Linked DNA regions of Mus musculus: regions 1, 2 and 3 are each linked to region 4. The links are chromatin loops, found by intact Hi-C in ENCODE. Cell type or tissue: left cerebral cortex. All regions are shown on one strand.

The links. A loop is a pair of places that touch in the nucleus more often than their neighbours do. Peaks named below come from ENCODE experiments on the same cell type or tissue, not always from the same donor. Only the 100,000 strongest peaks of a DNase experiment are listed, where the experiment ranks them.
Region 1: a loop joins it to region 4, with 17 times the contacts of the local background. A loop is called at or near these places in 2 of 42 quality-filtered maps.
Region 2: it touches region 4 in a loop (3-fold over the local background); 5 of 42 quality-filtered maps call a loop at or near these places.
Region 3: a loop joins it to region 4, with 2.8 times the contacts of the local background. A loop is called at or near these places in 2 of 42 quality-filtered maps.

Annotation. Positions count from the first base shown.
Region 1 is chrX:41,250,550-41,258,549 of GRCm38, forward strand. No RefSeq gene overlaps it. Among named protein-coding and RNA genes, the nearest start is that of Gria3, 150 kb to the right of the region's middle. In left cerebral cortex, no CTCF peak of the experiment used is centred here; DNase peaks (open chromatin) are centred at 4,344 and 4,949; H3K27ac peaks cover 1,384 bases.
Region 2 is chrX:41,611,451-41,619,450 of GRCm38, forward strand. All of the region lies in intron 11 of Gria3 (glutamate receptor, ionotropic, AMPA3 (alpha 3)), which reads left to right. Among named protein-coding and RNA genes, the nearest start is that of Gria3, 210 kb to the left of the region's middle. In left cerebral cortex, a CTCF peak has its summit at 3,728 (motif pointing left); DNase peaks (open chromatin) are centred at 2,758, 3,708 and 7,144.
Region 3 is chrX:40,790,026-40,798,025 of GRCm38, forward strand. No RefSeq gene overlaps it. Among named protein-coding and RNA genes, the nearest start is that of Gria3, 610 kb to the right of the region's middle. In left cerebral cortex, no CTCF peak of the experiment used is centred here; DNase peaks (open chromatin) are centred at 3,593, 3,933, 5,126, 5,409 and 2 more places; H3K27ac peaks cover 612 bases.
Region 4 is chrX:41,396,037-41,404,036 of GRCm38, forward strand. Gria3 (glutamate receptor, ionotropic, AMPA3 (alpha 3)) reads left to right here and starts at 5,362. Exons shown (of 16, transcript NM_016886.5): 1 at 5,362-5,619; 2 at 6,765-6,923. The coding sequence starts at 5,529. In left cerebral cortex, a CTCF peak has its summit at 4,763; DNase peaks (open chromatin) are centred at 4,400, 4,642, 5,379, 6,069 and 3 more places; H3K4me3 peaks cover 3,619 bases; H3K27ac peaks cover 3,117 bases.

The sequences.
Region 1 (8,000 bases), 150 kb before region 4:
AGTTTAGTTTTGAGCAGAGCGGTTGGTTCAATTCAGTTCTGTTTAGTTCAGTCCAGTTCATTTCGGTTTAGTTCAGTTTAGAGCAGTTCAGTTCAGGGACTTCAGAGGAAGAGTAATCCAGTCAGAAGCCAAGAGAAGCCAATTTGAATCAATCAGCTTAGATAAAAGTTTGAGCCAGAACAGCAAAGTTGAACAAGCCAGCCAGAGTTCAGAAAGAACTAGAAAGAGTAAGCTTATTCAAAAGTAAGCCTTCAAGATGATAATCACAGCATCTGGCAAATGAAAGCAACAGTTACACACAGAGAGATTGGAATAATACAAATGAGGACATTTCTATTTAAAAGATCCTAGAAAATAGATGTGTTTCTAAAAATAGAAGATTGATCACACACCGGTCTCCTTTCCTTACAAAACTCAACTATAATTTCAGCAAACAAGTTTTCAAAAGAAAATACAGTCCGAGAGATATCAATAGAGACAGTTGACTAGATATGCCAATGAAATTTGGGAAGACTGAAAAAAAAATTTTGGAAGACTAAAAATTAAGATGAAGTAGTAATACAGAAGAATGGAAGATGCTGTAATCTAATATTCTATAGAGTGGGATGATGTTTTTTGGAGTGGGCAAAAGAGTTTTTCCTATAGGAAAAATGAAATGTCATGTCTTAGAGGCACTAACTACCACAGAAAACAGGAATGTTATATATTATAGAAAGCAATTAAACTGATTCCAAGTCTCTCTACCAACCAATTAGATATCAAGAATCCATCTACTTCTCTGACTAATGTTCTATTCCACCTTCTAAAGCAAAAAAGATGCCTGTCTTCTAAATATGTGGAACTTGAGCATCTCTGAACACATGAAGGCCAAATAGCAAACATGGCAGGGTTAAGAAAAATTGTTGACTAAATACAAGTCTGCCTGCCTACTGATAGCAAAATTTGACTACATAAAATAGAAGCTTATATCAGTCCTTTAAGTCAAGTAAAACCCTTAGACTAGAAGCAGGCCAAAAATGAACCTTTTTCACATCCAGTCATTACACTCTCATAATCACCTTGTACATACTACCATTAGCTACAAATTTACATTCTCACTTTCTTGTCTTCATGAAATCATTGAAAAAGAATCAAGATGGCTGGAGAGATGGCTCAGTGGTTAAGAGCACTGATTGGTCTTCCAGAGGTCCTGAGTTAAATTCCCAACAACCACATGGTAGCTCAAAACCATCTGTAATGGGATCTGATGCACTCTTCTGTTGTGTCTGAAAACAACTAGTGTATTCACATACATAAATCTTTAAAAAGAAAAATGAAAATGAAAAAGAATCAAGAAACCATGAAATGAAAAGACATGTGCCCTATAGTCTGCTTCACCTGGAGTCTACAGTGTTTTACTTGTATGAAAAAGGACAACTCAAACTTTCTAATATTTGGTGTCTACCTGTAAATCAGGAAATATAAAACTAAGAGTTCCATATACATAACATTATACCAAAGATTTAAAAGATGTTTATCATAGATATACTTAAGATTTACTAACTAATATTAGCTATAGACATTTGAATATTTGAAAATATTAACACTTAGTGTCTTAATTCAAGATTTTATATTAAGAACCTATGGCTAGACAGGTCATATACCTTGTGGAAGAACTTACTACTATTATGCTACTAAACTGACATGGTATTAAATTAACTTGTAATATCCATAAGTCAATGCATCTCCAAACCTTCATGTGAAAAACTATTTACAATTTACAGTGATTAACACAGAGAAGCGCAACTTTCCAAGGTGCAGAGAATAAGAGATTACAGAATGCTCATCCCTAAGTGGAAGATATATACTGTATTCTTCCCCTGAGGCTTAGGGATCTTTGTTAGAGAAGGGGTAGAAAGAGGATAAGAACTGAAGGTGGTAGGTGACTGCAAGAAAGCAGTATCTTCTGGATGCAGGAGGATATTTGCACATATCAACTCATAGTGGTTGTACACAAGTCCTGTGTAAGCCCAAGTGAGACAAAATCACAGCATGAAGAAGAGTTGAGTGTAAAATCCCAAGCCTATCCATGGAATTATCAGCTTGGCAATTATCAGCTACTAAGAGAGGGAAAGAGTGGAATTTAGTCACTTGGAAGGCAACTATAAGCCAATGGAAGACTACATATCCAAGAATATTTGGGCAGCACAAATTGGTCTTGATAGGTTTTTAAAGGATACAAATCTGGGTGGGTAGAGAATAGGGTTGGATCTGGGAAGACTAGGGGAGTGGATATAATCAAAGTGTCTTCTGTGAAACTCTCAAAGGACTAATGTCTTCGTTTGGGTATTATTGCTATGAAGAGACACCATGACCACTGTAATTCATATGAAGCAAAACATTAAATTGGGGGCTGCATTACAGTTTCAGAGGTTTAGCCCATTATCATAATGATAGGAAGCATAATATCATCCAGGCAGATGTGGTGATGGAGGAGTCAAGAGATCTACATCTTGATCGGAAGGCAGACAGCCAAGAGGAGACTGTGTTCCACAGGCAGCCAGGAGGAAGATCTCATTCCACACTGGGCAGAGCCCGATCACAGGAAACCTCAAAGCATATCTTCACAGTGACACACACTTCCTCCAACAAGGACACACCTAACACAACAAGGTCACATCTACTAATAGTGCCACTCCGTTTGGGGCAAGTCATACAAGTCTATTCAAACCACCACAACTAATAAAAAATACAGTGTTCATTAATGAATTGTCAGATGTGTCAGATGTGTTTTACAACTTCTTAGGCTTGTTCTTCAATGAGGAATATAATCACAGTGGTTTTTTTAGTCCAAAACACTATTCTGGGAAGAATCCTTTCCTAAGATCCAACGAGTTATAAAACCTTGTTTTCCTTTCACACTGACCACCAGTTCCACCACAGTTTGGGCTCCTGGCTGAAGGCAAACCACCTATTTTACTTACTCTAAACTAATTACATTTTTACCCTTGTCAAAAAATCAACCAAAGGATGCCAAATCTACAGTTGCTACATACATGATAAGACAGACAAGACCAATAGTGATGCTGTCAAAAGAAAGAGAAGAGGAACAGGGAGAATCAGTGGTGAAAGCATATTTGAACAGGTTTTCATTATCTATTTCCCAAAATATAGCAGTATAATGAAAAACCAGAAAATGGTGTTATGCAGTAACCCTGTGTGCTTCCGTTCTTAGGTCTGTATATTAGCTATGGAACTGTATTGATCTGAGTAGGGCTTCATGAGTTCCCCTGTGCATCTGGGGCCAACTGTGTATTGTCTACAGTTTTGCAAATATTAGCTAGCCTGTCTCACACATATAGAGCTGCAGCTGCACAACCAAACTGACCTGGCCCTGTTCCATGTGTTTCATTGACCTACTAGCTAACCTGGCCATGAACTCATGGCAAAGTCACAGTAATGGGATAAGAACTGGACATACACTTTCTAAATTTCTGCTTACATGATGGGTACTGATATGCTTCTAAACAAATTCTGTCAAATGGCTCAACTCAGAGTCAGAGTAAGAAAAGGTCCCAGGGCTAAAGATAGGAAGTCAGAAAAAAAATCATTCATTAGAACCATAAAGCAAACAGTCTTCCACAGACCTTTAGATAAAGGAGACTATCTTCACTGCTCAAAAGCTGTGCCTATATAGTGATATCTAGGACTAGACTTCTAGTATTTTTCCAATCAAAGAATGATTAAAAGAATCCTAAATTGAGTGGAAACAATTTAGTAACAAACGGATAGACTGGTACAAAATGGAAAGTAGTTGGGATAAAACAGAATCTCTGGTATTGTTAATGAAACCAAGAACCTTGCCAATTTCAACCAAGCACTAGACAGTACTCTCACCCAGAAATGGCTGGTCTGCTGATCAGCTAAATCAAATGGCTGAATAGTCAGGCACTAATAAATAGGTATTTAATGATTTTTTTTATTTTCTTGTCTCTTTTATCTTCTAGAAGTCAGAAGAATTCAGTAATTTTATAGGAAATCACAAAATCACAGTACACCTGATGATCCTTGAGTAATTTCTTTTTTTAAATATATGCTGCCATCACTTCTTGGCCTTTTGGCTGAGATCATACGTAAATATATGCTGCCCTACACAGACAAACCCAGTCCTGCCAGTTATCTATTTCCAAGCTGCCTGGTTCAGCTTCGAGAGATATCTGGGAATATTTCACTTGCTTCAGAACTTCCATAAATATTCAATGAGTCTGAGTGACCAGAATAGATCTGCACATTTCTTCTCTTTGCAGAACATGTAAAGAGCGGAGAGACATTGTGCTGATTTCCAGCTTTGATTCAGAAAAATCTTGGCTCTCAGAGCCCTGAGCATCTGTAGCTCCACACCCACCTGAGCTAATCTTGAATCAGCTGCTAAGACACGTCCAAGGCTTTGAACATTCACACAGACTCACTAAAATCTCCTTGTGAGGACTCTCTCACCCACCATCTCTTACTAATGTAACATTTAATAGAGACTGCTATTGAACTGCTAAACCTACTCCACTCCTGTTATTTATCTAAGCAGGATGAAATATGCCACTATGAAGTCTAAATCATAGGGAAATTTACTCTCATTATATTTAATTGTATTCTCAAATAATTGATTTGTAATAGCCATCTTCAAATGGATATTATAAGCCATTGTGAAATTAGCTTAGTTATGATACAATATTTTCCACTGAGTCTGGGTCCTCACAACAGAATTCCAGACTTACCGATGATTTTAGCTGTGATATCTGAAAACTCCATCATCACAAAATGCTGTAGATTCCTATATTTTCTTCTTGGCAAAGATCTTACAGATTTAAGAAGGGCTACCCAGAGTCTTAGCAACATATTTCTTATGAAGAAGAGGAAGTACAAACTGCACAGTGCAGAACAGAGTGACTATTTTTATAAATGCTGTATTGACAATTATGTAAAGCATATATGCAAACACAGCCATGTCCTTTAATTTATAGTCTATCTCATCTGCTTTGATCATGGAGGCAAATGAAATCTCTTCAGTTGCAGTCACAAGACTTTGAAAGCAGTTTAGATAGTATTAATCAAGTCCTTTTGTCATATATAAAATATCTTGTCAAGATCAAAGAACATAAAGGAAAAAAGTGCAAAGAAAGAGGCATAGTGGAATTTTTCCATGGAGTTATTTGCTTTTTTTCCCTCACAGTGAAAGAAGATGAGAGGATTCAGTGACCAACCTGAAAAAGCTTAATGTCTCAATGATCCACGAATTCTATAAAAATATTTCTGAGCAGTCTATTCCTCCTACAACAGTAACAACTTGAAGCTCAAGTGCATGGACATTCTGGGTGGTTCATAAGTGTTTCAGGTGTAACAAGTGAAACTGAAAAAAACTATTCTCCTTAACATGTAACACATAGATCATAGATAGATTGTCTATACTATAGACAATGATAGTAGCATCCCATCAAAGCTTTTAGTTAGTGGGACAGATACTGTATTTTGGAATATGAATGCCTATTTTATCAGGAAATGTTGCTACTGGCCCACGATAACTCTATACTTAGAAATATCTTGAGACCTAACAGAATAGCTCAATGATAAACTATGTATTTAGTAGGATCACAAGGCTCTGGCATTAGTCCCAGCACAAAAATCTTCAGAGTCTTCCAACACAAGGATACAATCCTTCCAATAAAATATAAGGCCCTTCACAATCTTGTTCCCTCCTACTTTAGAGTCTCACATGCAGCTATTTCCTGAAACTTCTCTGAATATAATGTCAATACATGCTTCAAATGTGCAAGGTATATTAGGTTTTCTTTACCTTTACACACAATATTTTATACCTATTCTCTCTTTACACTCCTAGCCTTTGCAAGCAAACCCTAGCATAAGCAAGTATAATCAGGCTCTATAGACTTCAAATTTTGTCATTTTTTCCTTAATAGCTATACGTATAAGCTCAGCTATGGGTATATACATTCACATACAGATACATTATATACATGCATGTTGAAAACTAAACTATTTCATATCTACTTCATAGTCTCAAGTGATATACAAACTAACTGCTATAGAAGAAGTATTAAAAACTATGATAGAATTTTTGATAGAAAAAAAGTCCACGATTGATAAACATGGATTTGCTTATCTGAACCTCTTTGAAAGTATCTAATAACTTATGTTTCCAAGTAGGTATACTGATATTAGAAGTCGATTACTGAGAGTTGTGTCTCTGTGTGTGTGTGTGTGTTTGTGTGTGTACATGCATGTAGTGTCTATCCCACTTACAAAACTGACTCCTAGTCATAACCTCAATTATATATGCTAATCAAATTAGCACCTGCCAATCACAAACCTTTTTTCAATAAGGCACCATATAAATTGACATTTTTCTCTCATTATTGAGATCTCTGGTCCCTGGGAAAAGACCATGTCTTGCATTATTGTTTCTTGTTCTTACAGTTGGTGCATAGGGAGGAGGGTAATTTCTAAGACCCTTAATTCATCTCCTATTTATAGAGTTTTACAGAGAAGTTAGGAAGTTATAATGGTTCATTTCATGACTCAGTTGACATAGTAAATTATTTTAATTTCAGAAGAGATGGCAGTGATGCAACAATTTTTTATTATTACTCAAAAACTTCCTTATTCAGAAAATCCATTTTTGCAAGTAAATTACTTCCATAATGAATTGACTTCTGTGTCACAATGTAGAGACCAAGTTCTACCACATGCACTGGTATTTAGAGTTCTCCAACACCTTTGTAAGCTCTACTACTGTTAAAGAAAAAAAGCTGTAAGGTAGCATTTGCTTCAAAGGTAAATACGTTTGTAATAAACCTGTAATTGTGATGACTGTCCCTCTTGAATATTTCAAAAGATCCCTGACTGTTTTAGTCATGATTCTTTAGAGTAATAGAACCAAGGGGATGTGTGTGGGTGTGTGGGTGTGTGGGTGTGTCTGTGTGTGTGCACACACACGCGCATGCATGCATGTGTGCACACGTGCGCATATGCACCAGAACTTAATAAGTGGTTTAAAATAGTAGCAACAGCCAAATTTCAACTGAGAACTTAGTAGTGGCTTCATCCTAGAAGCTGAATGCCTCAGCACCTGGGGAAGTCTTAGAATAGTTGTCTCTCTCACTATCTGGGAAACAACAAATTACTTACTCTGTCTACAAGGCCAGGTGCTTCAATAGTGCCATTCTGGACCCAGAAGCCTACAGGATTCCTGAAAAGCCACTGATCCCTAGCCCAAGATGAAATCTTAGAAACACTAGTTCTGAGAGCAGAAAGGCATAAGCAGCAACAGAATAAATCAACTCGGAGGCAAGAAGGAAGGTCAAGCTAGCAAAAGGTAAGATAATCTTCCTTTTGACTTACTTTCTTTTTAAGCTGAGCTGCTACCAGGAAGTGCCTCCCACAGTAAGGAGAGGCTTTTCAACACCAATCAAAGCAATCAGGATATTTCTTCATGGGAAGCTCCCTACTCAGACCATGCGAATTTGTAGTAAATTGGTATTAAAACATGTAATAATCCCCTAGAATCATTGACCAAAATGTGAAAAGCAAAATATATCTCTGAGCTTTATAACACCATGTTTATCTTAAGCTTCAAAGAAACCACAAGTGACCAGGAGGTATCCATTAAACACACAAAAAAAAAAAAAGTAAAAAGAAGTAATTGACAGTTGCTGCAAGTAAAATAGAAATAGCCTTTTAACCTGCACTCCTTGATAGTTGAAACCATTAATGCATATATGTAAAAAATGTATGTAAAGATATATTTCAAAAGTATTAGTCATATCTTCATCCAAAATGTACAAATACACATACACAATACACAAGCTTCATAAAAGTTTTAAAAATTCTTAATCACAAACATAAGTACAAAAACTAAAATCAATATACCACAATCTGGGGAAATTAAAAAGGACTGGCCACCTCCTCATTATGAGCTAGGGAATTCACTTAAAATATCATAGAGAATA
Region 2 (8,000 bases), 220 kb after region 4:
GCCCTAAACCTGCTGGAATTCATTACAAATCCTGATATTTTGATGAAGGGTGATATAAAACCATTTCAAAAAATGGATTGTGATGATGGTTACAGAGCTCTAACCTTACTATGCAAGTATGAGAACCTGAGGTCAGTTAGCCAAAACCACATAAAAAGCCAGGCATGACTGTATTTGCCTGTAATGCCAGCATTGTGGGGTAGAGAGAAGCAAATCATGAGAGCTCACTGGCCAGTCAGCATAGACTATGCTTCCAGTTCAGCAAGAGAGTCCATGTCAAGTCAATAACATGCAGAGAGACAAAGGAAGACACCAATGTTGTGCTTTAGCCTTTGCTTATGAACTCCCATACATGCGCCAGACATATACACCATACACACACAGACCACCACAGCACCCACAAAACAAACATGTACACTAAAAATATGTTTAAAACACTGTAACTGTGGTCAAAGTAAGCATTAATCCAAATGCTGACTAGGGTCAATACTATAAATATACAGGGATTTTCACTTTGAAATTAAATGACTTGGGGCTGGGAAGATATACCAACCAATATAGTGGTTCCTTTTCAAGCATGAGGACTTGATCCAATTCCTAGAATGCATATCAAAGCTAAGCATGCTGGTGCTTGCTTATAAAACCAGTGCTGGACAGGTAGACATAGGTGACCCATGGTGCTCATTGGGCAGTCAAGACTAATTTGTAAACTGTACGTGAATAATAGACCCTGTCTCAAAGCAGAGGGTGGGCAGTATCCCTGAGGATGATACCCAAGGTCTTCCTGTCTTCTCTACATATACTACTACAAAGACAAGGTTTCAGAAAGATAATACCAGCATATCTTTGTGAGGTTAGCCATTGGGTGCACAAAACATTCACAATAAAGCTTTGCAGCATAACTTTTGTAGTATAGCAGACTTTGAAGCATAGCTATCTTCACCAGCATTTTAGAATTGTGTGTATCAAGCGTCATGCATCCAAACTACTCCTTCCCCCAACTTCTGTTAAAAAGAATTGCCACCTTCAGTCTGCTTGGTTGGGTTCTTCAAATTATTTCACGTCCTGTTCCTTTTGTGTTCAGAGTGTATCATTTTGTGATATCAGGGAGTTCACTTGATTTCCTAGTTTCTTTGGAGGGTTGAGAAATACTCACTTTGAGAGTCTATGGCCTCTGAATGCATCTATAGCTGGAAGATTTCTAACATGACTAGTAATCTGTGCTGAGGCCATGTTGAAGAGCCATTAAGGCCAGAGATTTTCCTGGTTTCTGTAAGTCAACTTTCAAAACTACATTTGTGATATTCCCTACTGTGATACATACTTAAACAGGTTTCTTCAAAGGTCATTTGTTTTTACAAATATTTACTCATGTTACTTAATTAAATAATAACTAAAGCTGATACTAAAAACGACAAGTTAGACCAGCTTTGTTTTGTTTTGCTTTGCTTTGCTTCAATTTCTGGTGGCAGAATTTAAGCTATGACTTTTCTGTGATCCTGAAATATAGCAAATGCCTTTTCTTTCCAAGGTATAGATTTTATTATGTTGCTCAAGATGTCATCATATAGTTCAATGGCTTCCAAGTTTTTCACCATGACCCACAGTAAGAAATCCTTTTTCCATCTTGATTCACTATACATAAATTTAAAAAAAAACAAACTTATACCAGACATTATTGTTACAGTATTCTGTGCACACCAAGATGGTTCTATCCTGTTTAATGTTCTTAAATCTAATCATGGTTCAACTCACTAAGAAGCCAATAGCACACTTGTTTGGTATAACAACTACTATTTTTATTGCACTTTCGAGTGAGAAATCATTGCCTCCATGAGCTCTATATTTTCCAACCTATAAGTGATCATTCCTCTGATACTATCTTTTGTGTCCTACAAAAGATGTATCTATAAATCTTTTATTAAAATGTTATGCTTCCTAGAATTTGTATGACATTCCTCTAAGAAAGAAACATGTTTCTCTTTGTCTTGAGAGTTCTATTGACTATATATGTGTGATCAACTGTGTATCAGTCCTGCCCACTCTAATATATTTCTCTATTGACCTATTTAGAAAGTCCTGCCAATAGTATAGTCGCACTGTGAGATGTGTAGCTGCCTTTACTGAAAGCGTCAGCGTTCACTTATTACACTTTTCATAATGACCACACTCAGAATACAAACTCTTCAGAAAGCCAAGAATGTAAGATAGACTATGCAATGTTACTTTCATCAAAATTGAAGTAATTCAATGCATTGTCCTTGAGATTAGATTTGAAAATACAATTGACTAGGATTACACCAGCAGGAACTATCAGAGACAATTCAGTCTAACTTGCCATTTCCCGAGGGAAAGTACAACAGCCTTCTCTGGTCTCCCACTGTGGACACATGGATAAGTAATCTATAGTCTCCCCTGAATCATACTCTGTAACCATTTCCACAGTGTAGGTATCATGCCTACTTCTAAGTTGAAGAAAGTGCCACTGGTTAAATAATTAGCCCACTCACACTGGCAATGATACCCAGATCTCAAATCTAGTTCTGATTGCAAACTCTTGTTCTTTCTACTATGTGCTGCTCTGTTCATATCTTAGACTATAGTCATTCCTAGAGAGCTGACACAAGGGAATCCATCTTTCTGGAGATTTTTAAGAGCCAGCAGTTCAATTGCTTCCACAACTCCTTCACACTGCCAATCTGGAGGAGCACGGTTGGTTTCCTCACTTTCTTCATGCTTGGAAACAAGAACTGTTTTCCTATTTCTATCCCTAAAGAAATGCAGCACTTGTTAATAAAAGCGGGCAGTGAGCATTCATAATACTGCAGAGTATGTGCGCACTCAGAGCATAAGGCTGCAAAATCAGCACTAAGGCATTACGAGAAAAACTGCTGGCATCATTCCATTGCCATCCAATGCAGTTATTGACAGTTAGCTAGAAGCTTCAAGATTCTGCATTGATATTAGGTTTGATATTTGAACTGCTCTAATTGTTCCAAGTGAATTACTTTGTTTTACATGAAGCTGTTGGCTGAGTCAACGTTGGAGAAGGGAATCAATGTAATAAGCCCAGGCTATATTCACACATCAACTGATTTATTGAAGGTAAAGTCCAGAGAAGGAACAAAGACAATCAGTTTAACTCTCTCCATCCTGAACGTGTTCTGGGGGACACTGGATGGGGGCATCCAGATGGAGAGAGCAGAGTGATTGAACAGGAGGTGCTAAAGTTAGCTTCTCTGAATTCCAGTCTGCTCAGCAGTTGTGTAACCTGGGGCAACTTACTAAGCTTAGTTAAACCTCAGTCTCTCATCAATAAAATGCAAAGCACAGCTCCTGGCCTTTGCGCTTAATAAGTATTAGCTATTGTTATTATGAACTTAGATTCTTCAAATCATCCTAGTCTAGTGTATATAATAGTTAATACTGATTTTGGTCGGAGTTCCTACAAGGACTGCGGAATCTAGCTGAAATGCTGATCCATAGCAAAAGTCCAAGAGTCTCCTGAAAGACAAGAAGCAACATTCCTTCTTGGTGCCACCTAGTGCTTTTAAGGATTACAGCCCTTGAAAGCTCTTTGAGTGCAATATTCCATAATACGTCTCTCACATTGACAAGAGGTTATAGCGTTTTACAATCTGAAATGTGTTTCTTTTGTGAAACTTTGATAGAGCCACTTGTGCCATCTAGAGTCCAAATGCTCAGACAAATGCTCCCCCTGCTGACTTTCTGTGAAGCTGCAGGGACAACTCAGGACTAGCCAAGTAGAAGACATAAGGGTCTGGAGAATTACCAAAGGGAAAACTTAAGGACCTCACCATTGGGCAAAGATTACTCCAAATGTATTTTTTATTAAGTTTTTAAGATAGCAAGTCCTTGGAAGAAGTAGGCAGGGACTCTTTCACAGTTATACATGAGTATAGATCCTCCTTTAAAAGGACAGATATGTGTAGAATAACAGAAGGTGTGAGGGGTTTGAGCTGATTTTAAAGAATATCCTTCCTCTCCTGATATAGACCACTCTCTCCATCCTACCGCCAATTCATTTCACTATAGTAGTGATGTGGTGATATATAATAACTTAAAGGCAGGGTTTTTATGGCAATTATTTCACAACTTCAGCTGAAAGCTGTGGTTTTCAGTCTTTAGGACCTGGTCACTTATTTCCATCAGAGAAGATTGTAAAAAACCAAGATTGATCCTATACATTTTTAAAAAGACTCTATCATAGTCCCAGCAATGAATGGAGGGATGAAATGATGACTATGTCAGAAACAGAAAGGAGGAACAATAAAGAAATTGGATGAAGGCAGAGGCTTTGTGTTTCCCTTAGCTTCGCCATCTCATAAAACTAAAATACTGCAGATTACAAACTTTACTAATAGGAAGAAGGTTATGGTCTATAACTCACTTTTATTGGCATTTCTGATGTCACAAAATACACTTTGCTATTAATGTAGGAACTCCAGTTTCTTATTATTACAGTTAAAAAGAACATTGCTATTTGATGTGTGTATTTGGCAACATTTTTCTATGTGTGCTTTTTTTTCTTTTGTTAACAATTTATTTTCATTAACTTCATAGCTCTTACCATTCCATGAAAGGCATGACATGCACACTATTTTGTGTTTTTTTTTAACATAAGTGTGCAGCATTTTACAGCCATTTCATTATGCTAACCTTGAAATCTGTCTTGTGCAACAAAACTACTTGAAATGAATGTTAAGTATTTTTGCAGCTACATTAATGGAAAGAAAGGTACTGGGAAATGATGGGTCTTTCTAATTCAACTCTAAAGTCTTGTCTCATTTTAATAGACCCTTTACAAAATGTGACGGGGTTGACCCATCAGTCACGTTTTATATAGTCTCCATGTAAAATGTGGCCTTAAGTGGTTGTAGTTTAACTAATGAGAAAAGGGAAAATACAAAAATGCTTGTGGAGCTTCTTCCCTGTGGGTTCCACATTTTTCTTCAGTAAAAAGATTTAAGCGTGCATGCCAGAAAAATGGAAGAGGAAGATAGAAATTCCGCTCAATCCTTTGTCAAATCTGCTACTGTCTTGAGGAGACCATATCAAATGCAATCTCCTGCATTCTCTACTGATGGCAGCAAACTGTTTAGGCTTGTAAAGCTATTGTGTCCGTTTTATAGAGATAGTCTTTCAAATTTGTCATGCCTATCCATACCAACATTCTTTGCAACTTAATGGATTGGTTCCAAGACCCCTGCCAGATACTCAACCCTGCAGATGCTCAAGTCCTTTATATAAAATGGCACAGCATTTTTGCATATAATGTTCCTGTGTACATTAAATAATCTCTAGATGGCTCATAATATCTAAAACAATGGAAATGCTATGAAAATAGTTGTTAGACTGTTATCTGGGGAATTGTAAGGGGAGAAAGCTCGTATTTACTCAAGACAACATTTTCCCAAATATTTTCAGTGTGCAGCAGGTCAAATGTGTACATGTGGAATATGAGGATGCAGAAAGCTGACTGCATGCCATGAGATTAACCACATAATTGCCAAAGTCAATAACCAGGAGACAAGAGGCCACAAAAATGACCATTTTGCACTTAGGTTTATTTTCAGTCATGTCAACAGCCAATCTCAGCTGAGTCATTCTGATCCACCACATGATGATCTGACTCAGTATTAAGGTGGCCACAATAACTAGATTATGATATGCAGGCCTGATTTAAAATCAGACAGACATAGCCACAGTCCATTAGCCTCAATAAAATGGCACAATGTAATTTCCATAAATTACTGTGTTTTCCTCCACATTTCAAGCAGGCAATGCATAAACTGCCATTAGTATTCACAGCATAATATACCTCTTCCCATATCAAACTCCAATTCTGGAATTACGCCAAACTCAAGCTTCTCTCTGGTCTCAGCCAAACCACATTCCACATCAGGAGGACTTTTACAGGTACAGTGCAAATAAACAACAAATAACAACACATAATCATGATCGGTGTGACTGCAAAAAAAATCTATAATTTTCATACCATTCTGAATTTTCTTATCCAAAACCTAGTTATTTTCATGATACAAAATATTTGGGTATTTTTCTTCTTAGATGTTTTTACCTATTTTTTCATTCATTTTTTAGTTTCATTTAGTGTGTGTGTGTGTGTGTGTGTGTGTGTGTTCAATACCATGTATGTGGATGTCAGAGTATAACTTTTGGGAGTCAATTCAATCTGTCCACATGTGGGTCACAAGGATGGAAGGCAGCTACCTACCTATACCTACCACATCATCAGTTCTGGAAAGCTCTTTCGTAGTATGAAACCACAGGCAATTTATTTTCTGCTTCGCCTTTCTGTGCCTATCTCTTTAGTTATAAAACTCCTTGGTTTGCTTATCTCTAGTACAGTCCTGGGCAACAGAGATGGGAGGAGTAAAAAGTTGGTACCTGTCAAGCAATTAGAACAGCTTACTGCAAAGGAAGTGTTCAATTAGTGACAGTTTTAGTTTTATCATGTTTACTCCCCTACTGCTATGGATGCCATCTTGAAGCATTAATATTCTGTGCAATAAAGTTATTTTCGGAGTGAGATAAGTCTATGACATGTTTAAAAATTTGGATATATCAAGCATGAAAATATATGAAATATCTACATTCTTAAACCAAGTACATTGTATACTTTTAGCATTGGGAAGGGTGACACATTCTTTTGTGACTCATACTGATGTGTTTTGATTAAAAGAGAAATTTTCTGAGATGCAATGTAGTGATGTAACTAATAGCTAGAAGATAACTGTTGTGAGGCAGATTTTCACATCAAAAAAAGTGAAAGTGATTATATTTGACTGTGTTTTAGTTATCCAGAGACCAACCACAACTTCAGACTTAAACATAATCAAGTATAGTTTTAAATAATTAATCAATAAATAGTACTTTATTTATCAAAATACTTGACAGAATTCTCAGGTTATATTCCCATAAACAACTGGATTTTCCACATGCTAAGAAAAAGGGGGTTATCTTGGAACACCGGAATTTGAATTTTACCACAGAATTATAGTACATGCAGAGAAGACGTTGATTTGTCAGTTCTCAGCCCAGAACTGCCCTCTTCCCACAGAGTCTGGAGATGTGTGAGGCTCCTACACTTCTTCTGTACTTTCTAGCAGAGTGGGAGCTCTTTCTGTGAGATTTTATGGGCATGGAAAAGCACAGACTAACCAGGGTGGAGCTTTTCTCCACAGTAGAACTATACAGAGGATGATGTGGCAATATTTTTATAAAACCTATGGAGCAGATTTGAATTTCTATAAACCACACTAACCTCCAGCAATACTGCAAAGGAAGTGAATCCCAATCTTAATCACAAGCCATGACTGAGCATCCATTGCCCTCTGACTTCCCACAGTCCCTCTCCATGAGTAGCACTTGTGATGGAGGGACATAACTTACAACTCTGATTATACCCTAAAACTTTTATAAAATGCTGGGGCTTAGGCCCAACTCCCATAACTCTGATCTAACTTATCTAGGGGAGATTTTAGGCAAGGATTTTTCTCTTGTTTTGCTGTCTTTTGTTTGTGGGGTTGTTGTTGTTGTTGTTGTTGTTGTTGTATTGTGCTGTGCTGTTGATGGGCAAAGTTGAGAATTGCTGGTAAATAACAATGTTCATTTCTCAGTTTGGTACATTCATCACTTGCAACAGAATCACCTATGATGCCTATGAATCACATACTCTTGGACATGCAGAAATCCTGAATCTATTTTTTACCAAGATGCCCCCCTTGCCAATGAACAGTAGTACTGACAATTTTTTTTTTCACTTTACAATTTATCCATCTGTGGCTATATTCCCTAATAATTGGATTAAAAAGTTGAAGAAAAATAATTCTTGTTATTAAAACATACCACTTTCCTACTAATTGAATACTGTTAGACCAATTTGTGATGATTTGATCAAGGCTTCAAAGACCACATTGAAGGAAGTTTTAACAGTAAGAAATATATCGCAGAAATCC
Region 3 (8,000 bases), 610 kb before region 4:
ACCAACAACAATCAAAAATACAAAGTGATTGTGGACAATAGGGTGGTCAGTGACCAAAACCAATGTGTTCAGTATTTCTATGCCTAAGTTCAGAACATTTTCTGTGGGGGAATGTGTATTTGTGCGACAGTGGATTTCATCTAAAGAGCTGAATTGCTCAATAGAAATTTAGCAAATACTTTTTACGTTTTGCCTAACCCTTGACCTCCTTGGAATTAAACTCTTTTAAGTATAATCGTTTCCTGATTGTAGCTATTTTCTTAAACTACAATTTAAAATAAAGTGGAGTTTGCACTATTCTGCTTTCAGATGTCTTTTCTGAATTGTTAACCATTTTAGTTTGCATTTTGTTTTGACTACTTATTCATTTCCATGACGATTTGGAAGAACAGCTGAAAGCAAGCAGAAAATAATGAGATCTGTTATCTTCTGTAAAGTGAAGGTCAAGACAGAAAGACTTGCATATGTGTTCTTGAGGATATGTGACCCAGTAGAAGATGATAATTCGCACACTTTGGCTGACACTTCTGTTTATGCTAATGTTGCCACTTTTGAGTGACCATATACTGAAAAAATGATACATTTAGGAAGAGTGCTAAAACCTCAACTGCAACGATATCTTGTGGATGCGGTATGGATTGTTGACAGGATTTAGAAGCTGTGAACAACCACGTGGTGACTTTGTCATATCATATCACTGATCTGCACCTCAAACGAACATCGTCTATAGCAACAAAATTGTAAATTCAGCAGCTTACAAATTCAAAATGCACCATTTTTGATCCAATACGTCCATCTATCTTATGTGTTATATCCTTTCATAATAACTCCCTAGTAACCACGATTCCTTATTGTGGCTTATTGTTAGACATTATTGCCCACACTTCTGAATTTTCCTCAAACATTTCCCCACTTATAAACATTTCTACTAGAGGTTTGTTGTTGTTGTTATTGTTGTTGTTGTTGTTGTTTTTGTTTCCCTGAGATCACCAAAGAGAAGGAGCTTTTCCATGTGACTAAAGGGCCTTCAAGAGAATGGAAAAATATTTTTATGGTATTATTTTGATAGTGATGTTTAATAGTGTGTGAAAGTGTTTATCAACTATTTAGCACTCTACTCAAATAGTTTACAAATTTGGCAGTATTTTAGGATAATAATTCAATAGAAATAAAGGCTCTGAAGTCAAAAATATCTGGGTGCAAATGTGCACTTCATGTATAAATAGGAACTTTAATGTAATTTTTTTACATTTGGAACTTTTTCTGATTGTAACGCTAGCATAGTCATTATGAAATAAAATGGAAGTTTGGTGGGACAGAATGCTAAAAATAGAATAAAGTAAACATCATCCATATCCTATTGCATGCATATACTATTTAAAATATTTTGTTGTGTATTCTTCAGTGTACATAGCTTAGATAAAGATGCTGAGGCTCAAATTTATATTGACATATGAAGAATAAATTATGTATATAATGGAAGCAGATAACATGATGCCTGCATACAGAGTGTCTCCAATAAATTATGTATAACTTGCCAAATTATTGTTGAATCTTATTTATCTATGTGTATACATGCGCTTGTATATCTATGTATCTGTGATGTGTGTTATACTTGCACTTGTATGTGGAAGCCAGAGATCAACATCAGGTGTTTGATCCCCAGGAGCCATTAATATTTTTTTGAGACAGAGTCTCTCATTGGAACCTAGGGCTCACTAATTAGGCTACTCTGGCTGGCCAGCAATGCAAGATCTGCCTGTCTAAACTGTCTCAGCACCAGGATGACAAGAATATCAGACCATGCCTGGGTTTTATGTAAATATTTGTGGACAGAACCAAGGGCTGTGTTTCTTTTGTATACATTCAGTGGTCTTCTACCCATAAGTTGTTCCCAGTTTATGGTCTTTATTAGGAATCCCAGAAGAGTAAATCTGCACTCCTGCTTTCTTTATGTAGCCTTACTTTATTTGGCAAAATGTGATACACCAAGCTGCAGATCAATCAATGTTATTGATTCACCAAAGTTTGAATTTAAAAGAACCAGTCAATGCCTAACTAGCCCTACAAGAATAGAATGTATAATGCAGTTGTTTTGACCAAATTCTATTTGCCTAGTGCATTCTCCTCTAGGCAAAGTGAAGAATGACTTTGATCATCTATCAGATTCTTCCTTCTTCAGCCAATCATAAACTACACAAGTTTTCAGTGCACAATGCCCCTTAATTAGTACAGTGTAAACCATTTCAGGAATTCATGGAAGTAGAAATAAAAAAGTAATGTAGGCTCTTGCTAGTATGCCTCTGGCTAACTCACCTACAAATGTTCTTTTATTATTCTAATCTAGCTATGAATTGATGGAATAGCTATATCTCTCCTTAACTTGCTATTTATTACACTGAATTTGTTACACCTATATTCTCTGAAATAATACTTCTTAGAGCAGAAATCATGCTGCAAGACTATTTGTTTGTTTTTTGTTTATTTGTTTGTTTGTTTTTTCTAGACAGGGTTTCTCTGTATAGCCCTGGATGTCCTGGAACTCACTCTGTAGACCAGGCTGGCCTCAAACTCAGAAATCCACCTGCCTCTGCCTCTCGAGTGCTGGGATTAAAGGTGTGAACTACCACCACCCAGCTATTTTAAAAATCAAGGTTCTTTCTTTCTCTATGAATCAGTTCACTTATCTGTAAAACTGAATAATGTGAGAGGACAAAATCAGTATACATCCCATAGTTTGGTGAAGATTAAATTTTATAAGTCATAAAGAATGTAATACTTTGACACATTTTATAGGTTTTACATTTCCTAAAAAAGAGTGGTGTTGTCATTAAAAAACACAAATAGAGCAACTAAAGTTGGTTAATGTGGTTAATATCAGAACAAGTAGACCCTATCATATATGTCTTGATAAATAGGGGATCTAAAATACAAATATATGGCACTTACAATTCAGTTCTGAAGGGAAAACATGATAAAGAGATGAAATCTCTGCATTAGCTATAGCATTAGAACATATCCTCACAAAGTACTTGCTGGAACAAGTATAGAAATGATTAAACCTGGATAGATGAAAGCAAACAAAAAAAATCATCTCTCAAAAATGTAGAGAATTCTAGATCACTAATGTTTATCAGATTAAAATCAGTGTACTTGAATGTATGCTTTGCCTCCCAAATACCAAAATGATACATTAAGAAATTAATTTTCTCTATCCATGAATGACAGAAAGAGGAAAACAGGCCACGGAAAACCCATAGTGGCTTTGCTCCAGCTGTAGAGATAATCAGTTTCACAAGTGTTCTTGGTAAGTACTGCTATGCAGCATTTCTGTTGACTGCAGCTTCAGTTAATATCAATGATGAAACTACTTGGTCACATCCCTCAATATAAAATGAATCTTTACCTCATTCATTACCAGCTTGAAATAAATGCCTTGCAAGCTACATTGTAGGTAGTCAATAGAGCTCTCACCTTCAGAAATCCTATATTCCTTGCAGCTGGACTAGAACCTACTCAGTGACAATTTGAATAGTATATTTTCTCCATTTCCACATGGAGGATCATTGAATTGCATTATAAATTTTGGAAACCACAGTACTCAAGTGTGTCTTTTGTTCGACACAATTGACTTATGCAATCCTGATATTCATTAGTGTTTAGGCTACAGTACTAAAATTTACTGCAGACCAGGAAGAGTTCTGATCAACTATGTTATCATTTTAATAGTTAGAGTATATTAATCCTTGTCTTACTTCCTGTACTAATAATGTAGATTACATTAGATGGTATTCATGTCTCCTCAGGTAAAGTCACTGGAAATCTTACATCTCCATTAATAATGTATACCCATCCCACTTCCCACCCACTCCTTTCTTCACTGCTGCCAATGTACACTATAAATTCTTTTCTCCGTGATGTTACTTATGCTGTTGCCTCCCCCTGAAATGCACTCCCTCCTCCTCACTGCCTCTTCAAGTTCTATGCATCTTTCAACACCTAGTACAATTTCTTCCTCACTAATTAAACCTCCTATGCCAACTACAGCACACACTATTCTTATTCTCTTTTGACTTGATATCACTGTTGGTCTTAATCTGTTTTGAACTGATATATGTATATAAATAACCACCAGATAAGAGTTCTGACTCACAAGATACATACTATATAGCAGTATGTGTGTGTGTGTTTGTGTGTGTCTGTGTGAGTTAAATTTTTTGTTGAGAAAGTCCACACTGGAAACTTCTTTTGTATTTTCTACAACATTTGACTGTAAACACCTCTAAAAAATTCACTTGTAATTCATTGTTCCTGCAATTATTTATTTCTCTTTAATTTTTCTATAACACTTTGTAACACAATTTCTTTCCCTAACACATATCTTACACTCATTTTCTTTTCAATTTTTAAAATAGAACAAAAAATACAACCAGAAAATAAGGCAATATGACATTTAGGATAGTTAAAATTAAAATTAACCAAGCAGAGAGAAGAAAATGAAACCGAATTCTTCACATTTTCTGTTATCACTTCTTATAGCAGTAAAGTCGGCTGTGGCTATTCCTAGTCATTAGCTGGTTAAAATTAAGTGCATCTGCTTCTTTTCCTTTTGCCACAAAAACTAAAATAAATATCAATGACTTAGCATCTCTTAGGAATTTTCTAAACTCCAAGTATTTTACAGAAATACACAGGCATATTCCAAAAATCTTGTAAATTGAATTTTACTTCCATTTTCCACATGAGGAAAAGATGCCCCAGAAAGGCACTTGTACTTATTTACAATAATTAGTTTGTATCGTACCAGATTGAACCCCATTCTATCTTTTCTCCAATGTTTACATGCGAGAATGTAACAAAGGTTACAACTATATAACCTTTACTTCTGGGCCTCTTGAGGACCAAAGTGGAGGGATTTATTTTGGGTATTCAACACAGGCTAGGAAAGTCAAGATCTTACAGGGTTACATATCATCAATTTATTCAGCACTATGGGTAAAATTTACTGTAGACAAAGCTTTACTGTGTAGCATAAAAATATGGATGTTAAAAACAAACATGCTGTTTTATAGTTTCTGCTTCTGCCACTAACTAGCTGTATGACAGTGGGCAACTCATTTAACCTCTTTTGGCCTCCGTCATTTTATTCTCATCTGAAATATGAAGTAGTTGTACTAGGAGATCTCTGGGGGTCCTTCTAACTCTAATGGTCTATGAATTAAATGTCAAACTATTACCCTAAAAGGACAGCTGTTTAAGGATCTGCAATTAAATCAACCAAAAGAAAATCTGGCTCAATGAATTTAAATGTAAGTGTTAAGCTAAATTTAATGTTTTGGCACTCACAAATTTGCCTTGCAAGTTAATCTAAAATCAGTGTGAATGGTAAGATTTTCCTAACCTGAGGATGAAAGTATCTCATTACAATGTCATCAAAACTAATTCAAGAGTTGAAAAGGCCAGCAATGTTATAGCAAACGAAATTTACATCTTGAATAAATGAAGGTAGGGTATAGAAAGTAGAATATCTCTACCTTGTCTCAGAGGTATGAGCTGAAAACTCTTCATGAATAAACCATCAGGGTGTAATGTATACTCTCATCTTTTAGCCTTCACTGGCTTCCCAATTTAGGAAAAGCATTTCTCCCGAACCTATGTGTTGATTCTTGCTATTTTCTGCATTTATATTGTCTGGCCATTTAAAATCTAAACCTTCTGAGAACAAAAGCTCTTTAGAAAGACAAAAGAATTTATAGCCAGATTTACCGCCTGATGCCTTGGAATATGATTGAGCATGCCTCTTTTGAAACTTGATACCTGTAGTAAACCTAAATCACAGTGCTTTTCACTGTTAAAATTATCACTAAGTCATGTCTTGTAAGCTACTGGCCTAATATTTGATGGGAATAAATGAGAATGGAGCTCCTTGTATACAAAGAATAACTTCATCTGCCTGCATTTGATTCATGATTCCATACAAGTTGCTACCACAATTCAATATCTGTCATTTCAAGGGATGTTGAATTGAAATTACACAATGTGAATATTATCTGTTACACAAAGTCACATGGAAGTGAGCCAGACTCCAAAGGAAAGATTTAGGTTCTTCCACTGAGTTTGCATTTCATTTAAATGCAAGTTTGCAATGTTCTTAAGGCTGTTTAACAAGAGAATATACATGATATGAAGAAAAGAGTGTATGGGGATACAGAGAGACAGAAATAAAGAAAAAATCAGTAAAAGAACAGCAAAAACAAAAGGATATAATATATTAGGTTCTATTGCTAAGCATCTCCACATTCACTACTAAGTTCAGATTTAGAGACAGTGGCTAGGTGTCTTTCAACATTTAATTCTCTTTTTATTATATTTTTTCTAAAAAATATTTAAGCATGGGAGATAAGTCATATTTGCCTTTTGTCAGTTTCAGAAACTCAGTTCCTCTTTTCCAGCTATTGGACTAATGTGATACATGTGATGCAATTTTGTCCAATAAATCTGAAAAGTCTGCTGGGAACTTTTGGAAAAGCTTTTATCTGTCCTTGCATCTCCCAGCAAGCTTAGATTTATCATGAGTCATCTCCTGTTATGGAGCGTATTTTAGCTTTAACAAAATGCAGGCATTTGTTTTTCTGTGTTCCTTCCTGCTTTGAACATTCTCATGTAAGGACATAATGTTTAGAGCTATTTCAGCTACTTAGTGACCGCAAGGGAAAAGCAAAAATAATTCCACAGAAGCCCACTCAATGTCCTGACATCATTTGGTTGAATTAATCCTAGCACCAACTACCTCCAGATTTCTCTTTTAAAACACATTAAATATGATTTAATTTTCTTGTTCTCTATTGCTTGTAGATATAAAGATCATCTAGGATGGAGAAAAATTGCCCCAAAATGTTCTTATTGAAGTAACTACCATAGAAGAGTTGATAACTATTATGATGCATATAGTACATAAATCTCTACATCTGAATGATTCATCTCATACTTTGGTTCCTCACTATTGGGAATTTTGTCTTTTGCTTTTTCAAAACATGTTCTATGTACTGATAATGAGAAAATTAAATTTTGCACCAGGTTCTAAGTATATTTTCTTCCTCGACTGAATGCTTTATGCTTTAATGTTTTATGATGATGATGATGTGTATGTCTGTGTGGCAGTGTATACACATGAATGCAGGTGCCTGTGAATGTTAGAAGACAGTGTCAGACTCCTTGGACCTGGAACTACAGGCCACCTGACATGGTTCTGGGGAACTCTCAATTCTTCTATCAGAGTAGTAACTTATCTTTACGAATAAACATCTCTCTATCCCTTTATTTGTTTGTTTGTTCTTTAACTTTGTTTGCTTTGTTTTGTTGTTGTCATTAATTTTGTCGTGTTTGTTTGTTTTTTTGTTTTTGTTTTTGTTTTTTTGGGTTTTTTTTTTTGACATGGTTTCATTGTGTAGTCTTGGATGTCCTGGAACTCTGTTGACCTGAATTGCCTTGAACTCAAATATACCCTGCCTCTGCCTCCTGAGTGCTGGGATTGCAAGTGTTTGCCACCATACCCAGTTCCAACCACTTATTTGTGTATTTTAAATTCATGTCATCATTTCAACCAGATTGTAACTTTCATGTTGGCAATGACTGGTTTATAGAACACCAACATGATACTAAAAAAAAGACAACTTTTACTTGTTATGTTTAATTATTACTCTTCCTGCTTAGTCTACCATAAAGTCTCTAAAATTAATTTTACCAAAAAAGAATGATGTTTCTTATTGGGTTCAAGATGTAGTTTTCTAACTCCATTCTCCATTCCAAGTGCAATTCACTGAATTATTTCTATTTGTAATTGACAACTTGTAGAGAGGGAAAATCAGTTTCCTACAATGGAGTGACATTAGCTATATCAGTCACACTCTAGTGTAGGCCTCATGCTTTGGAATAGTTTGAGTTATTGCACAGTGCAAAACAGACTATATGGTTTTGGGGGGTTAGATTTTTTTATTTCA
Region 4 (8,000 bases):
TGTCAAGGAGCACATCATTAAAACGATACATTTTAGGAATTACTTGTGGCCATTTTCCAGGCACCATATTTTTACCTCAATTGTGTGTCAATCACATGAGTTGTTTAGAAATGGGAGAGTGATCCTACACTAAACCCTGTAAATGGAACACAGACATATAGACATGGACACAGACACACTCACACACACACTTTGGTGACTGATTCTCGAAATGTAGAAAAGAATGTGGCATTCTTTTTTCTGTAGAATTGGATCCTACATAGTCATGGTATTTTGTATGAGCTATTTCAAGATGATGTGACACAGATAGAAAAACAAAGAATGTTCCAGCCATTTTGCCTTCATGTAAGAAATAGAAGAAGAAGAAAGGAGATCTTGGATCAAATTGTTGAACTACTGAGTCATATCAATTGTGAAGCTGGCTGTACCTCTTGGCCTTTCAGGTGTATGAGCCAATGCATCTCTATTATTGGTTATATGAGTTTTAGAAGCGTGTGCTTGCCTGCAGCATGAAGCATCCTAAATGATTATAGGAGATGAAAAGGTCAACTTGTGGTCACTGGCTCCAAGGATGTTTAAAGAAGGTGCTGTAAAAGTGTTTAGTGCAGGGAGGAAAGTGGGAGATGAAAGACATTAAAAGTAAAAGATCACTTCAAAATGTCTGTATCCCAAAACCTACTAAAGATGTCTTCAGGGCAAAATTCAACCTCTAAACGCTTATGCAATGTATAGAAACCAAGCCATTCTGAAAATAATTCGGATACTCCATATTCCCTTGAATACCAATCATTTGGTATGACTTCCTTTTAAGGAAGTGGCTATAATTCCACTTCTGTCACACAGGTAAACTCAATTAGAGGAAGCTCCAGCTTGGCCCATGCCTGCCATTTCATCCAAACAAAGTCTACCCGCACGGCAGAATCTCAACAGTTTCCTGAGAGCTTACATCATAGAAAAGATGAGGTGAAAGAGAAATCAAATAGTAGGTCCAAAATTGTTTACATGTCATATCTAACCCTGTGAAGCTCCAGATGTGGCTGAATCCTCTACTCTTCTGAAGAAAAAAGAAAGAAAGAAAGAAAGAAAGAAAGAAAGAAAGAAAGAAAGAAAGAAAGAAAGAAAGAAAGAAAGAAAGAAAGAGGGAGGGAGGGAGGGAGGGAGGGAGGGAAAGAGAGAGAAAGAAAGAGAGAGAGAGAAAGCAAGAAAGCAAACAAAAAAAAAACCACACCTAGATAAAGAAATTCAAGAACTAGCCATAAAAATTCAGTTGTTTCTAACGTCATGGTTTGACTACCAATTTGGACAGTATTTCTGATCTTGGAACAATCCCAGATCATGGAATTCAAGGACTATATAGCATAACAGCAGAAAGAGAGCTGAAACACCACCCTCTTCCACCTGGTTTTGGAGTGCTTTGGGACTGGATCAACATTAAAAGGGAAACCTTGATTCCCATATGCAAGACCCCTCCTGTGTGCTGTCATGGAACCTAGCCCATACCCTTTACAGATCACTTACCATATTGCCTTGTCATTGCCAGTGAATACATGTGCTCTACACGTGAAATTCATTGCAGGCAAAAAAAAAAATCTTCTCCCTCTCTTCTATCCCTGGTGATTAGCATAGTCTGTCATAAAGCAGGTGGTCAATAAGTGTTGTTGAAGAAATCGAAGTTTCAAGTGAAATGACAAGAAAATTATCCTCCCATCGAGCAGAGGGGAAAAAAATCCTCAATTTTATTACCTTTAAAATGTATAGAAGTAACTCTCCAATGGATCAGGATGGTTCCCGTTCCTATTTTCCTTATTTGTTAGAGATCAAGTTAGCAAGCGTGAAACTTAATGTATAGCTCCCCCACCCCAATCACTATCAGCCAGCATCTCGTTCTGCTTATCTAAATGTACTTAACCCAAGCCTTAGTGAAGTATACATGAAATGAAAAGAAGTATTCTTCACATTTTGATAACAACTGTAATCAACTCTGCTTTGGGGAGGGGGTTCTGTTGTTTTGATCTGGTTTGTTTTTCCTGCTTAATCTGAATCACAGCCAGCTTAAAATTATGTTGCAAATCATAAAACAAGCATGCAATTCTGAATCTAGTGGCAATACTTGTTTACTACAGAAAGACAATTAGATGTGAGTCTTTTCTTGTGGCTAGGAAGCTATTAATATAATCTCCAGCCTTACACTGCAAAAGGAGACACAAAGTTCCAAAGTGGCTCATGGCTCCCTTGAACAGGAGCTTGATATCTAAATATATCACATGTGTACTACAAGCTTTTCAACCAATAACAATATGCATCTACCATTATACCTGACCCTCTTGACTCAAATGAGACTAGACCAATAGCTGCCACTAAAAGCTAAACATTGAAAAGGGAAAGAAAAGGGAACTGGTAATGGGAAATATGAAAAGACAAGAGATGGGCAGCATTGAAGATAGATTTGCCAATGCACAGGCCCTGGAGGCTCCTCTGTCCTCACATCTTTTGTTCCTGACCTATTCACAGTACTCTTCAAGTCAAATGACAGTAGAGGCAGCCACAAATCTCTTCTTGCACCCTTTCTCATGGCTGGCCAAGCATAGATAGGGACCTCACTCATTTCAGGAGTGAAGTGAGGTGTGCTAAAAACCACTAACCATTCCCCAACATGAAATCCATTATTCATCCACCTGAAATCAAAACTGAAACCTACTCTGTGGTGCTATTCCTTTGGGTCATAGCATTCAAAATTTCTATTAAAACACCAACTATGTTATCTGAAAACCTGATAGATAGATAGATAGATAGATAGATAGATAGATAGATAGATACATACATACATACATACATACATACATACATACATACATAGGTAGATACATAGGTAGATAATGGACATGGAGTAACTCAAGGAAGAGGTTTTCTAAAGTGTGGCACTTCGGTATTAAATTGTCACTGCCTGCCATTAAAACATTAATAAAGAATGGCCTACTAGATTCCCTTTTATCTCCAGGGAAGATGTTGGAGAAGAGCCTGAGGTTGTGAGGAAGGATGGTGAGAGAAGGGCAGGTGACAACAGTGGGGCTTTTGAGAACAATTTGCAAGTTGAGAAAAAGAGAAGTGAATTTGGAAATGTAATATGTATTGATTCTTCTGTGAGTCAGTTAATGAATTAGATGCTTTTACACCCATTATTTTATGTAATTCTTACAATAGCCTTACAAAGGAAGAAAAAGTAATGTTCCCATTTTGAAGACAAAAATACTAGGATGTAGACTCCTGAAGTTGACCAAGGTTGCATACTACCTATGTGTGATCAAAGTTAGATTTGAACCTGGACCCATGTCCTGGGTCTATGATCCCCAGTAATACTGAGTCACTCTCCACATTTGTCAAGGGATAGTCAGCCTTCTCTCTTCTAATCTTATTGCTCTAATCTTCCTTCTACTGGAAGAAGGAGTCTCCTCTATATCTCAAGTTTATCCTTCCTTCCAACAATGAACTGTCAAAGATGAGACAGGATTTGCATGAATGATGGAATTAGAGATCAGGCGTGGTCAGAATTGTCAGCAATGTGGGAAGAACTGAGGACTACTTTCCTGGTTGCCACAGAGTTTGGAGGCCATTTATTCTCAGCTCCAGTCTAGGCATTGCTAAAGGCAAAGATCTGGAGTAAGGAGTGCAGGGCCCTGGTCCCTCATTCCTGGCCCCATGTATATTAGTTTGCTTTGCTCTGACATAAAGGCTCATTTTATCCCCTCAGACTAGAAGAAGATAAAAAGAAAAACAGAAGATGTAGAGAGGATAAAAAAAAATGTGTCTTACAGAGATAAGGTGGGAAAGAAAGATGTGACAGGAGAGGAGATACCTTTTTGTCCCAAGAGGGGAATAGGATTCTGGAAAGGCATGTAGGGACAAAAGGATCATACACAAACTGCTGGGAAGGAGGCTACTCCTCACTAAGACCTAGGGTGAACTGTAGGAGTTCCTAGATTCTTTTCTCCTCTTAGCTAGGAGAGAGGCAGGAGAGTTGGGTGAGAGTGGTAATCTCTGAAGTCTGCACTCAGTGTGGGGGAGGGAATAGTTGATCCACCTAAAGTCAACATTAAGGGAGCAAAGCAGCAAGGGGCACTTTCCTCCAACCTTAACTTTCAATCCCCACCCCCATCCCAGCTCACTCCCACACTTCTCTCCTTGGTCTGCAGGACTGAGCGTCCTTTTCATTAACCTTTTAGCTCCCACCTCCATACACATACTATGTTCCTATACCCTCTAAAGCAGTCAGCAGTCACAGCCCCCGCAGCTGGCAAACCTGCCTCAGCACTTGGGTAGGGGGAGGGACACACCTCCCAGTGCTGCGGGGATGGGGGAATGCGGGTGGGGGTTGTTCACTTGCCCTCGGATCTCTCTCTGCTGTAATAGCTGAGCTGAGCGGCAGAGACCAGGCATGCGCAGCATCTTAGGGCGCATTGTGATGGGAACTGCTTTTCTGAGTCTCTTCACAAAGACTCAAGAGTAACCACTAACCACCCCTCAAGACCCTTCATCTTTAAGACGCACATACAGATGTAGAGACACTGCAGACTTTTAAAAACAGGAAACTGGTTGCAGCTTGAAAGTCTGGTCCACGTGAGGATTGGTGTATTTCTGTTGATCCCATCTCCGGTGTTGACATACGCCGGCGCCTAGGCTTTGCAGTCCAGAGCTGCAGTTTGCAGTGGAGCTAAGCGGTGTGCGGCTTTAATTCCACGTCAGATCAACTTTGATCAATATCCCCCTACCGGCCCAATTGGAAGAACCCAATTCACCGGAGCTGAGCCTTTGAGGCTTTTAGCTCTTTTCTTCTTCCCCACTCTTTAGATCCACCATCTTCGAGGGCGGGGGAACCCTTTGGTTTTCTTTATAATTTCTTTCTTATTTCTTTATCTCGTCCCTGTTTTGTTTTGTTTTGTTTTTTTACGATTTTGGTTTTGCTCCGGTTTTAATTCTCTCTGTTTCTGTCTCCCTGTGTCTCTATCTCTGTGCCGGTCTCTGTCTCTGCCTGTCTCTCTGTCTGTTCTCTCTCTCTCTCTCTCTCTCTCTCTCTCTCTCTCTCTCTCTTCCTTTCTCTCTCTCTCTCTCTCTCTCTCTCTCTCTCTCTCTCTCTCTCTCTCTCTCTCTCTCAGAAATCGCTTTGGGGAACCCAGCTTGCAGCCAATGAACCCGCCTTCCAGATTGGTGTGAAGACAGAAGTGAGGTGGGGGGGCGTGGAGGGGGTGTGAGAGAGATCCTGGGAGGGGGGAGAGGAAGAGAGGAGAGAGGAAGAGAGGAGAGGGAGAGAGAGAGGAAGAGAGAAGAGAGAGAGAGAAGAGGAGGAGGCGGCGGCGGAGGAGGATTAGTGTGGGGTGGAAAGGAAGAGTGAGCGAGCGAGAGCAAGTTGAGGGGAGGGGGTGTAAGAGCCGGCGAATTCTTTTTCTTTTTCTATTATTATTTTGACGACTCCCGAGTTGCGCCCATGCTCTTGTCAGCTTCGTTTTAGGCGTAGCACAGCCAGGCAGAAGAAAATGGGGCAAAGCGTGCTCCGGGCGGTCTTCTTTTTAGTCCTGGGGCTTTTGGGTCATTCTCACGGAGGATTCCCCAACACCATCAGCATAGGTAAGCTCCCCAGAGCCAGCCAGAGGGGGCCAGGCTCTTCTGCATTTGAAACCCACTACCCTAGTGGGGCTGGGGGTATCGCAACATGAGTCCCTGTCCTGCATGGTTTGGGGACGGTGTCTAGGGATGGGGGACTGAGCTGAGATATTGGAGACCTGAGCTGCAAAGAACTGACGAGTATGGGGAGCATCCAAGATGAGGGAAGGGGTCTCCCGGGGCTAATGCGGGTGGACGGCCAGGTTTTCTGACCGAGGAGCAAGGGAGTCAAGCTGGAGGTTGGGATGCTGCAAGAGGCTAAGAGTCGCGGCTTTTCAGCTCGCTATTCTGGACTTTGCCAGGGCATGCTTGCAGCCACTGGAAGTTGTCCCAGGGTGATACTGCCTGTCTGGCCGCGCCAGGACGCATAACCTGGGCCCAGGTCGCCCCGTCCCGCGTCTCAGGCTTCAGTGAGACAGGACAGTGTTAGAAGAAAAGGAACCCACTTTGAAACCCCCAGACCAAGGAAGTAGCTGTGTGGATGGAGGATGGGGTGGGAAGTGGGGGTGATACAAGGAGTCGGGCAAGCAGGGAAGTCACGCAGACCAAGCATTCATGAATTGCGGCTGTGTCTGTCTGGAGACCAGCTCCAGTAGCCGGAAGGGAGTTCTCCCCGCCTCTGCCTGTATTTGCAAGTAGAGAAGTTAGAATTGTTGCTTTTACTGAACTGACCCCCTGTATTGTCATAGGGGATGATTGGGACAGCAAGGGGAACGAAATTGTTTTTCTTCCCACCCTATCCCCTGTACCCCAGGAGGGAAAATGAACCAGCTGTGTGGCTAAGGGTGGGGGTGGGGTTGGAGTCAGGGTTCGGGGCCAGACTCAAGCTTAAGAAAGAACCAAGTCCCACTTTTAGCTCCTTCATCCTTCCCCTACAGCAGCCTCCTCTTTCTCCCGTCTTTTTAGTTTCCTCCGTGTACAAAACCCAGGTTTTTCACAGTGGAAAGCAGAGTTTCCAAGTCTTGAAAGACACACAGGTTGAAAAAAATCATTCCTCAGTTGAGCTTCCCAGAAACACTGAGGTAGCCTGGTAGCTCCTGTTTGTTACTTTCTAACTCCTGCTGAAGTAGGGGGGACACAAGCCGAATCTCCATTGCCTTTGCTTCTAGGTGGACTTTTCATGAGAAACACGGTACAGGAGCACAGTGCTTTCCGCTTTGCTGTGCAGTTATACAACACCAACCAGAACACCACTGAGAAGCCCTTCCATTTGAACTACCACGTAGACCACTTGGATTCCTCCAATAGTTTTTCTGTGACTAATGCTTGTAAGTAGATCTGCGTTGGCTCCCTTTGGGACCTTAGGGGACCTCATTTGCATTTTGTTTGTGATGTATGGGGCTTTGCAAACGTGTGTGCTGGGGGTGGGGGTGGGTAGTGATTGCCTCAATAAGCAGACTGAGGCAGTTGTCAATCCTGGGTTCATGTTGCATAAATCAACCTTGAAGGATTCTGCTGCGGGGCTGAAAGCAGTGGGCAAAAACTCTGAGGTGAATTATGTTTGATGCAAAACTTCCACTTTCCTCCCTGCTAAACTGGTGGTGTTCTCTCCCCCGCACCCTTTTCTGTTGGGGGAAAAGAAAGAAAGAAAGAAAATAGCATGGTTGTTCAGGGAAATTTCAGATGGAATTTTTAAAAAAGAAGCAACAGCAGCTCCTTGATTGAGAGAATGCGGGGCATGCAATACTTGAGTGGTGAAGCTGTGTCTGCTGGTCGGAATGGGCTGAGTTTAATGATGGCCTGACACATAGGAACAAAATATGAGAACCCTGCAAACAAGTGACCTTGAAGCATAGATCAGGCTGGATTCCCTGGCTTCTTTCTTTCTGTGCTACCCAGAGTGCTCTGATAGGAACTGATAAGACTACAAACTGATTGCAAGTGATAAATGCATGTCAGCCTAAAAGCAAGAGGGAAGACCGTGCCCAGGTGACTTTTTGGAAAGCCAATCCTGCCTGTGCTATCGTGCCTGCGCACGCGTGCACGAACACACACACACACAGCCACACACTCACACACACACACATGATTGTTAAGGACAACACAGTTCTTAATTTAGAGCAAGAGGTTGGTTGTGGGAAGAAGCTTGAAGCAGGAAAACTGAATACTTAAAAAGGGGAGTTTCATCAGCCCCAAAGCCATTTCTGGAATCCACCTTTATACCCATGGTTATCTCTTTTCAAAGGGGGAATTTTAACAGTAAAACCACAGGAACTCAAATGGTTAATAACTTGTTGGACACAGGTTTTTGTTTTGTTGTGTTTAACTTGAGAGAACATTTTGTGAGAAACACTGAATTCTTCATCAGAGCTTTGTTTCACTAAAAGTTTCTCCCAAATGAAGCC